Linked DNA regions of Mus musculus: region 2 is linked to region 1. The links are chromatin contacts, found by Hi-C or POLR2A ChIA-PET in ENCODE. All regions are on one chromosome and are shown on one strand. Each heading gives the region's core, a stretch centred on a gene start or an enhancer-like site at or near the end of the contact. The rest is flanking DNA. Distances are from core to core; before and after follow the strand shown. Region 1 overlaps Fam178b (family with sequence similarity 178, member B). Region 2 holds the start of Fam178b (family with sequence similarity 178, member B).

Region 1 (5,979 bases), core at 39-2,538:
CTTTCTCTTCCAAATTTAAATGACTTTAAATTATATATATAATTTGTGAATGGCCTGGACAGGCTCAGAGAGACAGCAGCTTGGCTCAGGAGGAATCTTGGTTTTGGAGCATTCTGTTGCTGGCAGATGGCAGTGTGATGTCCTTTTCAGAGAAGGAGTAGAGCAGAGAGGGCTAGCCAACAAGGATTGGGACATAGGATGCTGTCTGAGTATTCATGGTTTCATTTTCTGGAATCCAAGTTGGCCATCTTTGGGCTATTCTCTAGAGAGAAAGCATGAAATGCTGAAAGGGTGGAGCACCCTACCCCACACAGTTTCAAATGATCAGGAATTCAGAAGGTTACAGAGTCCAACATAGCCTCCAAAGCTACACACACTACACCATATAGCTAACCCCTCAAGAGTGGGGGTGGGGAGGTTGTCCTACAGGTCAGGGTGACCTGCCACAGCTAATGTCCCTGCCAGCAGCCTGTTCTGACAGGATGCAGGACTGCACACACAGGTTCTGTTTAAAGCCATGTTACTGTCCTGAGCACACACATGCACTCCTGGGATGGGTGCAGCCGGCACAGTGAAAGAACCTTCATGGACTCCTTCCTGCGTATTTCCTTCTGAGATGCCCCATTTCTAGGCCTCTTTCTGTTATTTTCCCATCCTCTCAGGTGTCCCCTCTGTGTCAGAAAAACACAAGATGAGGCGGAAACACTTTGTAACTGGACCCAGAGACGCAGGTGCCCGTGGGTAATCCTGTCCACCCCTTGCAGCTGGAGCCCCAGAAGGAGCCTCAGGCACAGATGCCCTAACCCTTGTTTCTCTTACCTGGCCAGGGTCCTTACCTTGGTTTCTCTTTGTCATGTAACAAGGTCAAAAATACTAGTCAGTATAGCACCAGAGGTGGTTTGTGAGCAGCTTTGGAGACAACAAACTATTCAGATGATGTCATGATTAGTTTTCTCTTTCCCATGATACTTCATGCCAAGAATTCTAAAAGTATCTTTGTCCTTAATGTGTACCTGTATGCTTCCTGGCTTCCTCTTGAAGCAGAGGTGACTCCAGCAAGGCCTTTGAGCCCTACTGGTTAGAGGCCTCTGCTGAGAGAGGCTACAATTGCTAACCTAACCTAATTGCTCTGACCCCACAGGTCCTCGCTGCCCGAGCAGCTCTCCTTCCTACACAATGGCCTCCTGAGCAACCTCTACCTGCATGCTGCTGACTGCCCTCAGCCTCTGCTGCAGTGGCTGTTCCAGGTGAGAAGCACAGGCCTGCCGCTAGGTGGCAGGAATAAAGCAGCCCTACAGCCCAGGCAGGCTCCAGGGTCTGTTTGGCTGGGTCCTCGGTCTTCTTGCCTTGGATGCTTCTGATACAGAGGATGGTGGAGGGCTGGCAGGGATTGATCACCATAATGCTAGATGTGCCAAAGTCCGGGAGGTTCAGGAGCCTGGTTAGCCCAGAAATGGAGACTGCCTGGAAGTGTCTGTTCAGCAACCCCCAGACTCTCTCTACTGGGTGACCACTGGGTAAGGGGTGTGGCTTTCCTGGGATGCCTGGTGTTCCTAGTAGGCTTAGAACTGAGTGACTGGGTGCATTCTATTCAGCCAGAGAGTCCGTCATGAGCACCATCGCTTTTCTTGCTGTCACAGTCATGAATGGATCATCTCGGGAGCACAGTTGGAAGGGGAGCAGCAGTGGAGGTTGGGGCTCATGAGTTCATTGCTATAGACTCAGTGGAGTTTAAGGGTTTGCTGCTCTCTATGAAGCTGTAGGTGGTCTGGAAAATCGACTACCAGCTGCTCCCTCTGCCCCAGGTTCCTCCCTGGAGGAACATTTTGCCTCGAGGCAACACACCTTCTGCTTGAGAATACAAACGTTTGGTAGGTGAGAGGCTAGCAGACAGCCCAGGACCTAATGCTTCCATCCAAATGTCCTGCATCTGCCTTGCCTTGGCCCCTGCCTAGGCCTGTCCCTGTCTGGGGATACTGGTCACAAGTTCCAGCTGGTACCAGAGCTGCAGTTGGGGCCTGGAGCCCAGCTGTCAATCAGGGCTAGCATGCCAGGCAAATTGTTTAGACACTTCTTAGGCTTGGCCTTCCAGGTAGAGCTCATTCTGGACCTCTCAGGACCTTTGTGGTGCTTTTGTCCTGGAGGGGAAGGACACTGTGCCCCTGAAACCCTTGTACATAGCTGTCCCCTCGGCCCCTCCCCCAGATCCTGGGGTGGGGAGATTGGGCCTGCAGGGCGAGTAGGAGCCAGGAACAGTCAAGCTTTTATTCTACACCCGCAGTGCAGTCTCTCTCTGCTCCTTCCACAGAATATGACAAAATGCACAATTGGCCGTTGGGAGGCACAAAGAACCCCTCTCAGACATCGCCCACAGAGGATCCTTGTATGACCCTGACAGGAGAGAAGTGCCCTCCCTTCTTGTGGCTCAGTCTCCACTAGAGTCTGAAACCCAGGCCATGGAGTGCATGGAGAGGTCTCCCCTAGCTCCTGTGCAGTGTCCATTGGACCAGGCAGGTACACAAGGGGAGCAGAGTTTAGGCCTAGCCCCAGGTACAAGCTCAGCCTCTGCCACTTTGACTTCTGTGTTGCTTTGGCCAAGTCCTGGGCATCAGCTCTGTATGGTGGAGCCGACAGTCCAGTGTGGGTTAAACGAAAAAGTCCTACAGCCTGTCTGTTCCTTAAATCTGTCCCCTCCCCCCAGATCCCTAGCTCTGCTCAGGACCTGGGCAAGGAACAGCAGCAGCAAGAACACATGTACTGCTGCTCTGTCAGGCTACTGAGGACAGAAAAGCACTAGGGTCTCCCTAAAGCCACTGCAAGGGATCCTCACTGGGAAGTCAGAAATGGCTAGGCCTCAGGCAGGAAGAGAACCAGGGATGGGGAGGGTGGCCACTCAAGGCAGAATTCTTTTTCCTCCCCAGGAGCATGGCCAGGTAAAACCAGGCCCCACTGGACTTCTGAATGGGAGACTAACTAACCTGGTCCAGGCAAAGCAGCTAGATTAGGCAAGTCACATGTTGTCCAGCCCACTTGGGGTCCATTCTAAATGAGGAGTGACCATTAGATCTTACCACCTCTGTTCAGTTGACACTCCATTGGTCCTATTGTCACTGGGACTTAGTGGCCCTGGGCTTGCCTCTTCCTTACTCCAGGGCCTCTTGTAGGCATGCTGCACACACCAGGTGAACAGCCCATTCTGAGCAAGTGATTCATTGCCATCAGACTCCAACAGTCTCCACATTGTGTATGGTAGTGGGTGGAGAGTGGGGTGGGGACATGTTCCGGAAACAGGAGACTATGGGAGTCATCCTAGCTGAGCCTAGAGGATGAGCTCTTGACCCCAGTGCTGGCCTAGAGAGGGCCACAGCTAGAGCCAGGCACAGCCTGGATGATCAAAGTCTAGGTATAGAGTCCCACTTAGCCTCCAGCTGTGTGGCCCTGGGCAGGGGTCAGGGAGTCTTGACTTCTGTAAAACAACAATCATGACTGTATCCTTCACCCTAGTGACTTGGAAGCATTAAGATGAGTCCTGTTTAACACATGTATGAAGCTGTTCCTGGTGCTTCAAACCTAGAATCCCCACCTTGGGAGGGGGTTGTGGGGGTGGACAGGAGTTCAAGGTCATCCTTACCTATTCAGTGGCTTGGCTAAAAGAGATCCTGTCTCAAAGAACCAAAACATACATACATACATACATACATACATACATACATACATACATACATAAATTGTATATATGAAGTGTTGCTACCATTACTTGTAATAAAAAAATTTTTAGAGCATGTGAATTGCTGTGAGTTCAAGGCTACCCAGGTCTACAGAGTGAGTTCCAGGATAGCCAGAACTACACAGAGAAACCCTGTTTTCAAACAAACTAGATAAATAGGTGTCTTTTCTTTTTGTCCCTAGTTGTTAACATGGCCTCCAGAAACATCTTCAAGAGCTTTTGGCCTCCTCTGGGATCTCAGTATAGATGGACTGTTCCGTCAGCCTGGTAAGTGCCCAGATGCACTCTGGAGCCTGTACCCACAGCCCCAGCCGCATGCTGTGGGACACTGCATCACCTGTGCTACAGACATCAGGCCACACATCTTTGGCTCTGTCTCCAGTGTTAGTGACAAGCTGAGCCAACTGGCTCCTTGGCACCTTCGCCAGCCTGAAGTCCAGTTCTCAATGACTGAGTCCAGGCTGACTTCATGGCCTCCTGGGATCCCTGTACGTCCAGGAAGGTGAGTTCTGCCCCAGGCAGGCTTTGGTTCAAAAGGGACAGTTTGTCATCTGGGTTCTACCAGGGACCCAGAAAGGAGAGCCATAGTGTGTCAGAGTAGCATTTGGGCTGGCACCATCAGTAAGGGGCTTCAAGAGCAGCCCCTCCACCCTCATGCACTCATGTCGGTCCCCTGAGTGACAGCCTCGGGTCTGTCCCTTGCTCAGCATTCCAGAGAAGCATTGCATGTCCTGCTAGTGGCTGTACCTTCCCCAGCTGTCATCGTTTGCTACCTGAACCCAGACACTTTGGCACCAAAAAATAATATGTAAGCAGTTGGAGGTTGCTTAGGGTTGGCAATGAAAGGGATTCTCAGAGGACTGGACTCCACCTTGGCCCAGCCATAACCCTCTACCCCAAAGCACGCAAACACACAGCTCCCAGGGCCAAGGTTATAGCCCCTGGTATGCCAGAGCCCCCTGTGCTTTGAGTGTCTGCATTGTGTTCCTCTGCTTCAGGGGTTGCCAAACTGGGGCCATCTGTCAAGTCAGAGCATTCCAGTCACCCCTATGGGCCCCTCACTAAGGGCTCCTGACAAGCCACCGGTCCAAGCGTCTTCTCCCTTTTTGTAACCTCTGCCCCTGTGGCCTGCACTGCCCTTTGTAGCCCTGGGGCCGCCTCTGCAGCATGCCTGCCCTTTTGGAAACAGAGGCTTTCCTTGTCCACCCCTCTCCATGCTGTGGCATGTGTCTCCTTCACTCTCCTCTCCTACAGCCCAATCAGGAGGAATACAAAGTAGCTCCCAGGTTCTGGATTCTCAGCTTTGGCTCCTTAAGAACCCAGCCTGGGGTCCTGTCCCCACAAGCCTGGCCTAGAGAATTACCTGTCTGAGGTCAGGATCCCTACTGATTAGGAGGAAGTCAGGCCTGATCCACAAAAGAACTAACTAAAGCAGAGCACAGTACACCTGTGTTCACTGTAGCATTGTGCATAGCAGACAAAAGGTGCAGGAAGCAGCCTACATGCCTGACAGGTAGATCACAGAATACGACATACATACTTAGGTTGGACAGAATAGACATGTGATGGAACATGGCTAGGTCATGAAAAGGAAGGCAATTTTAACACAGGCTGAGATACAGATGAACCCTGGAAACCTTGTGTTGACTAGAATAAAACACTAACAAAAGGAGATGCCTCTATTTTACATGAAGGGGAATTCATAGAACTGTAGGCACCAGGGGCAGAGGAGGTCGTATGGGTCGTGGAACAGGTTTTGGCGTGAGAAGCTGTTTGGTGGCTTTGCAGCAGCGCAAGAGTACAGTGTCCATTGCTCCTCCCAGGCCTCTTACCTGTCAGGTGTGTTTGACTGCTCAGCTGCATCCCGACACAGGATGCTGTCTAAGGTTACTTTAGATCCAGGATGGCTACAGAGGAAAGCTCTGCTCACATACAGCTGGAGGCCCCTGGGGGGGAGGGGGGGGCTCTGTGAGCACAGCAGAGCTCAAGGCAAAATGTCAGGACTGGCCTTGGGCTTACCACCTGTGGCCATGAATCACCTGACCCCTTCCACATGCAAGTTCCTGGCCCCTGGGGGATGTGTGCACCCAGGGCTGTCCTCCGCTGACTGTCCTGTGGAAGGTCTTATTCAATTGCGTTTATCCCCACCCACTTCCTTTGTCAGCAGTGGGGCAGTTTCAGCACATCCTGTGAGGGGAGTTAGAGGCTGGATGGAGTATTCCAGAGTAGGCTGCTGTTTCAGAGTAGGATGT
Region 2 (5,518 bases), core at 803-3,302, 48 kb before region 1:
GGAGTTTGTGCGCCGCCCCCCCCATTTCTACCATTGAGCTCCACTGGCATTCAGAGGGACAGCCTAGACCCTGAGAAAACCTTTGATATCCAATGTGGAGGGAAGCACCCCTCCCCTCCCTCCAGCACAGAGAGCAGAGGGAACAGATCAGGGAGGTTCTGGGAGGACAATTGCGGAGTACTCAGCCAGTTTGGGCAGTCCCTGCTTCAGCCTAAACTTTAAGGCCTAAAGCTACCTGTTTTACTGTGTTAACAGAACAAATCACAGTCATGGGTGGTAGCTAACCTGCATAACCCAGCATTTAGGAGGCTGGGGAAGGGGCTGGAGAGATGGTTCAGGGAGTAAGAGCACTGACTGCTTTTCCAAAGGTCCTGAGTTCAAATCCCAGCAACCACATGGTGCCCTCACAACTACCTGTAATGAGCGCTGACGCCCTCTTCTGGGGTATATGAAGACTAATAAATAAATAAGGAGGCTGGGGAAGGAGACTTGCAGTGAGTTCAAGACTATGTAGTGAGTTCCAGATCAGCCTGGGCAGAGAGAGGGAGGAGAAAAAGAAAGGGATTAATTTTGACTCATAACTTAGTAGTCTCACACATACATGTGGTTACCCTGGAATAAAATCCAAGGAAGCAGATTCTAAGAGGAGAAAGAGTCAGCAGGCCTCCAGGGTATGAAGCAGTCCGGCTTAACAAACTACCGTTTCCACTCTTTCCAGAATCCCTTGGATGAATTCAAATGTCCTAAAGACACAAAACACGGGGAGTCCCTAAACAGAATGGAATCCCTTACGGGGAAAGACGGGCCAGTAGAAACAGCCCCAGGGTCAAGCTGGGCTCTCAGAAGCCTATACAGTAGCTCTGGGCCCAGCAGGTGGCCCTAGAGCCTGTTTCTTATCTGGAAACTGGTCAGGTTACCAGCACCCTCTAGCGGGCTGCAGACAGCTAACGCGCGGTTCCGTTTCTGGAAACAGTTTATCCACTGAGTTATCCTTTGTGTTCTCATTTGGTTGGGCTTGGCTCCGTGCCTTTCTATTAAACTTTCAAATGGTGCTCTTTAATAGAAACCCGCCCAAACATTTAAGATGGCCTGCGCTTTCCAAAGAACAGTAAGGAGTTCAGAGAGGACCGGGCTGATTCCTTGAGTAAACCCAGCTCTTCATAAGGCTGAGGCAGGAGAATCAGATATTTTAATTGGAGTTTGAGGTCAGCCTGTGGTACACAGTGACTACCTGTCTCAAAAACAATTAATGAAATTAAAAGTAAAAATGCTTGTTGCAACTGGAAGTCGGATGAATTGACTAGACCATTAAAAGAAAAGAGGAAGACTCCTCCAGCATACTAGGACAGCTGTGATCCTGCCCATACCATCCTGGTCACCAAAGAAGGGCTCCCTCCAGAGACAGAATTTGCTAAAATTCCAGAGTCGGGCTGGCAAAATTCAGCTCTACTGCCCTCTTGCCTGGAGAACAGGGCCAACAGATCATTAATTAGCTACAAGTAATGCCTAATTAAGTACTGGTTCCTCAAGTGTGTAGGGCACAGATTTTCATGGAAGACAGGTCTGGCTGAGGCTAAATCAAAATGACGCATATAAGTGGCCTCTCTCAATGTTAGTTATTGGGCCAGGGCTCAACCAGTGTTGGCTGTCAATCCGCAGGGTTGACATCCCTTAAGCTGCCTCTCCTTCACGCTTGCATACTCACACAGAAGAACGCCCAGAACAGGTTCTCAAAGCAGCTCGTGGCCAACATTCAACAGCGAAAGGCGTAGAGCTATGCACCACTAACTGCGGCGCCTCGACTTTGGAAAAGTCCCGTCGTTAGACCGCTGAACGTTAAACTGCGCATCCCGAGTTCAAATCTCCTTGCCTTCCCTTTGATCTTGGGCCACAAGCAAGCCCTCCGCATCCGCATCTGGAAAACCCAAGGCTGGCTGAAATTCAGAAGCTGAGTGGCGCGGGGTGATCCGGGCGCGCGCACGTGGAGGGGTTGCCACGCGACCCGAGGGCGCGTAGGGGGTTGCCACGTGACGGGGTGGGGAGGAGCACGTGAGAGGTCACAGCCTGCCCTAACGGTGAGTGCGCTAGGCCTGGCAGGCTCGGTTGGGCCCCCGAGAAGGTCCCTCCTCTCGACTGTCCCTGCTGACCTGGCCCCCCACCACCGTGGTCTCCTGCTCCAGCTTCTTGTGCCCCATCTTCTGAGGCTGCCTCGGAGGTTCCTTCCCGTGCCACGGCTTCCTGTGGCTGCTCTTCAGGTTCTTGAGTCCAGGGCTCCCATGAGTAGGCCTCCATCACAGCCCGCGGGGTAGGACCAAAAGCTGCCTTTTACCGGTAAGTTCCTCCGGGACCACAATTTCCTCACCCGTGAGTGATCCGGGCCTGGGAGGCCATGTTAGCGCGGTTGCCTGCATCCTTCTGTTTTCCTGCATCTGGCTCAGGGTTAGCCCTCACTGGTAGGCCAAGCCCCACCCACCCCTCCATGTTGTCAGGTCAGCCCACATGAACAGAATCCCACAGCCCTGTTCTGCCGAGCATGCTGTACGCCAAGGCCTGGCGTGATGGTTTCTTTTTGGGGTGGTGTGGCCTGTCCTGTTTTGTTTCTTAATGTTTCCCGGGGCATAAAAATGAGTTGTTGTCTTTCCGGAACCATCGGCTGTTCTCAGACCCGGCTTATGCTTAGTTTGATAGATGTAAGAGTTTTACAACGCTGGGGTCTGCTTAATTTTTCTTAGAGAATGACACTCCGATCTTCAAGTCTTTCAGCTTGTGAGCTGGGGCCTCCCTGCCACTGCCCTCGCTAGCATCCCTAGCCAATAAATATTTGTTTAAAAGAAGACATAGAGCATGCTCCTGGGAGCAAAGCATATTGCTGCAGCAGTATTAGGGAACTCGAGGCAGCTATAATTTTCCACGTTCATCATGACTGTTTGGACATTGATGCTCAAAGCGCTTTGGAGTTTCTATATTTAGTATAGAAAATAGTATATTCTTATTTTCCAAGGATCTGTTCTTATTTTCGTTTCCATAAAGCCAAGAAAAAAGAAAGATAGAAAGGTGGGAGGTCACGTGTTGAAAGCACACCATGAGACCGAGATGGAGAGTGGAGAGAGTCTTGGCTATGTGTGATTTGGGAAAAGCACTAACTCGGGAGAGCATGGTGGCCCTCCTGCTGGCCATGTTGGCCCTCCTGCTGGCCATGGTGCACACTAACCAGGGGACCTGAGGCCTCTCTGTTAGACCTTCATCTCCTGTGTTCTAGCCTGGACACCTAACAACTCCTCTTTCTGATTCTAAGATGTGTGTTTATTCACATGGAGACAGCGCTGAACTTGGGTCCCATAATTGCCTTCCCTTTGTCATCTTGTCTTAGCAGCTTGAAAGTCACCGGTGTCCTTGAAATCATTAGCATCTCTGTCAGCTGCGTTGTTGATTGAGTGATTTTAGGTTTCTGATTTGGAGACTCAGGGAGAAAGAGTGAGCTGCTATCAGACTGGATTCCAAGATCCTTGGACTGACTTCTTTGGAAATGTTTATGTAGTCAAGAAATGTGAGCCAAAGGATAGGTTCTGAAAATAGGCATGTATAATGTGTGTGTGTGTACATGTTCTTTTGTGGATAGAGAAATGCCTTGGAGTGAAAGGTATTTAAAGCAGCCAAACTTAGCTGCCCAGCAAGCAGCAGTCCCAGTCCTTGGGTCTCAGACTTCTGCTGCTGCAGCTACTTTATGAGTTATTAGTACTCGGAGCTCACCTGGACATGATCTTTCCCTCCCATGCCACCGTGTGTGTGTGTGTGTGTGTGTGTGTGTGTGTGTGTGTGTGTGTGTGTGTGAGTGTGTGAGAGAGGGGGGGGGGCGGTGTCAGGGGTTATGTACATATACTGGCAGGTACCCACAGAGGCCAGAAGAGGGTAGCAGGCCCCTTGAACCCAGAATTGTAAGCAGTCAGTTATGAGCTGTCTGATGCGGATGATAGGAATGGAACACAGGTCCTCTGAGGAGCGCTGGAGCTCTTTACTACTGCGCCATTGCTCCAGCCCTGTTTCTTTTGTTTCTAAGTGAGCGTGCCAGATGAGCTTTGGGGATTTGGCCTACTTACTACTGTATTGTAAGCTGGCTTAACGATTGTGCTCCCAGTGAGGTTCACTAATGAAGCTGCAGGATATCAGAGGTACCAGTCAGCAGCACGGGTTGTCTGTGGCCGGTGGTATGTTTAAACAGATGGGCATGGACCAAGCCTAAGGCTAAGGGTCATCACCCTGGTCTCTGTCTTGAGAGAAAACACACACTAGACCCCAGAAGGCCTTGTGTTCTGTGGATTTGACTCCTGCTGGGACCACTCATGGATGACTTTTTAGCTTCTTCTAAAATTAGATTCTTTTAGCATGTAAATCATAGCTAACATGGCCATGGTGTGTACGGACGTCGCCCTTCCCACCTCTGGGATCTCCCTGGCTCTCAGATGAAGTCACAACTACTGTCACCCCCACACCAGGTGGCTGGTTTTGCTTTTTCATCTCTTTATGCTTTGTTTTGTTTGAACAGGGTCTTTTTTATGTAGCCCCTGCTGTCCTAGAACTCGATGTGTAGATATGTAGACCAGGCTGGCCTCAAACTCACAAAGATCCATCTGCCTCCCCCCCCCCCCCCCCCGTACTGGGTTGAGGCATGTGGCATCAGGGCCAGCTTTGCTTTTTTATCTTTGAGAATGACTTTGGGGTGTCATTTTAATTTTCTTTTGCTTTTCAGTTACCTATTTTGCATGTGTATGTATATTTGTGGGCATAGAAATGTATATGTAGAGGTCATGTATATTGTACCATAGTGTGTCTGTGGAGGTCAGAGAACAAAGTCTGGGAGCCAGTTCTCTCCTTCCAAGGGTAGGTTTCCTCCGATCCAGCTGAGCTCAAGCTCCGCAGCAAGCATGCTCTCTTCCTGAGCCCTGCCAGCCCTGGGTATGTTTTACTTGTAGATATTATTTGATCTTCTGTTTTTGAGTTTGATTTCTTCAAAGTACTAAAAGTTATTTTTAAAAAATAAACAAAACTAGTTTTCAAGCACAGCAATGAAAATCTTTCCCGGCAAGGATCGTCAGTGGATGCTGAAACTGGGGAAAGAAAGTATGGCAGGAAATGGGATGTTTATATTGCCTTGGGGCATCTTCCTGGAAGAACTGATAGTTATAAGAAAACTGTGGAGCGGCAGCACAGAGCATCCTGGTCCACTTTGGCCAGTGACTGAAGTTAGTAACAGCTGTACCAGGACAAATGGGCACTGTGTATGTGCCTTCCGACAAGGTGCTCAGAGGGCTGCTCAGAGCATACAGCCTGGGTCTCAGCACACACGGCCCCACACAGACCCTGACTGGTAACCCAGGTCCAGGCTGACTCACCAGAGCTCAAACAGTGTGAAAATGAGGTATTTAAGTCAGGTGTGGTGGCAGACCCCGGACCCCAACACTCAGGAGGCCGCAGCAGAAAGAAGGCACGGAGGCAAAGTCTGTCCTTTTGTTTTTCCAGG

The links. A loop is a pair of places that touch in the nucleus more often than their neighbours do. ChIA-PET counts read pairs that join two places held with the same protein, here RNA polymerase II (POLR2A).
Region 2: a loop to region 1 is called in a map of heart, with 3 times the contacts of the local background. The contact joins the promoter of Fam178b here to the enhancer-like site in region 1. A Hi-C loop is called at or near these places in 6 of 37 maps with a recorded cell type or tissue (gastrocnemius, heart and regulatory T cell). POLR2A ChIA-PET finds 5 or more read pairs at or near these places in 1 of 5 experiments (embryonic stem cell).

Annotation. Positions count from the first base shown.
Region 1 is chr1:36,630,435-36,636,413 of GRCm38, reverse strand. It overlaps Fam178b (family with sequence similarity 178, member B), which reads left to right. Exons shown (of 16, transcript NM_001372417.1): 6 at 1,142-1,247; 7 at 3,910-3,994. Among named protein-coding and RNA genes, the nearest start is that of Fam178b, 50 kb to the left of the region's middle. Within about 2 kb of position 1,288, at least 2 of the 3 ENCODE cell types and tissues checked have a DNase peak (open chromatin) inside an H3K27ac peak, as active enhancers do; they include gastrocnemius, where a contact is called at or near this core.
Region 2 is chr1:36,679,681-36,685,198 of GRCm38, reverse strand. Fam178b (family with sequence similarity 178, member B) reads left to right here and starts at 2,052. Exons shown (of 16, transcript NM_001372417.1): 1 at 2,052-2,331.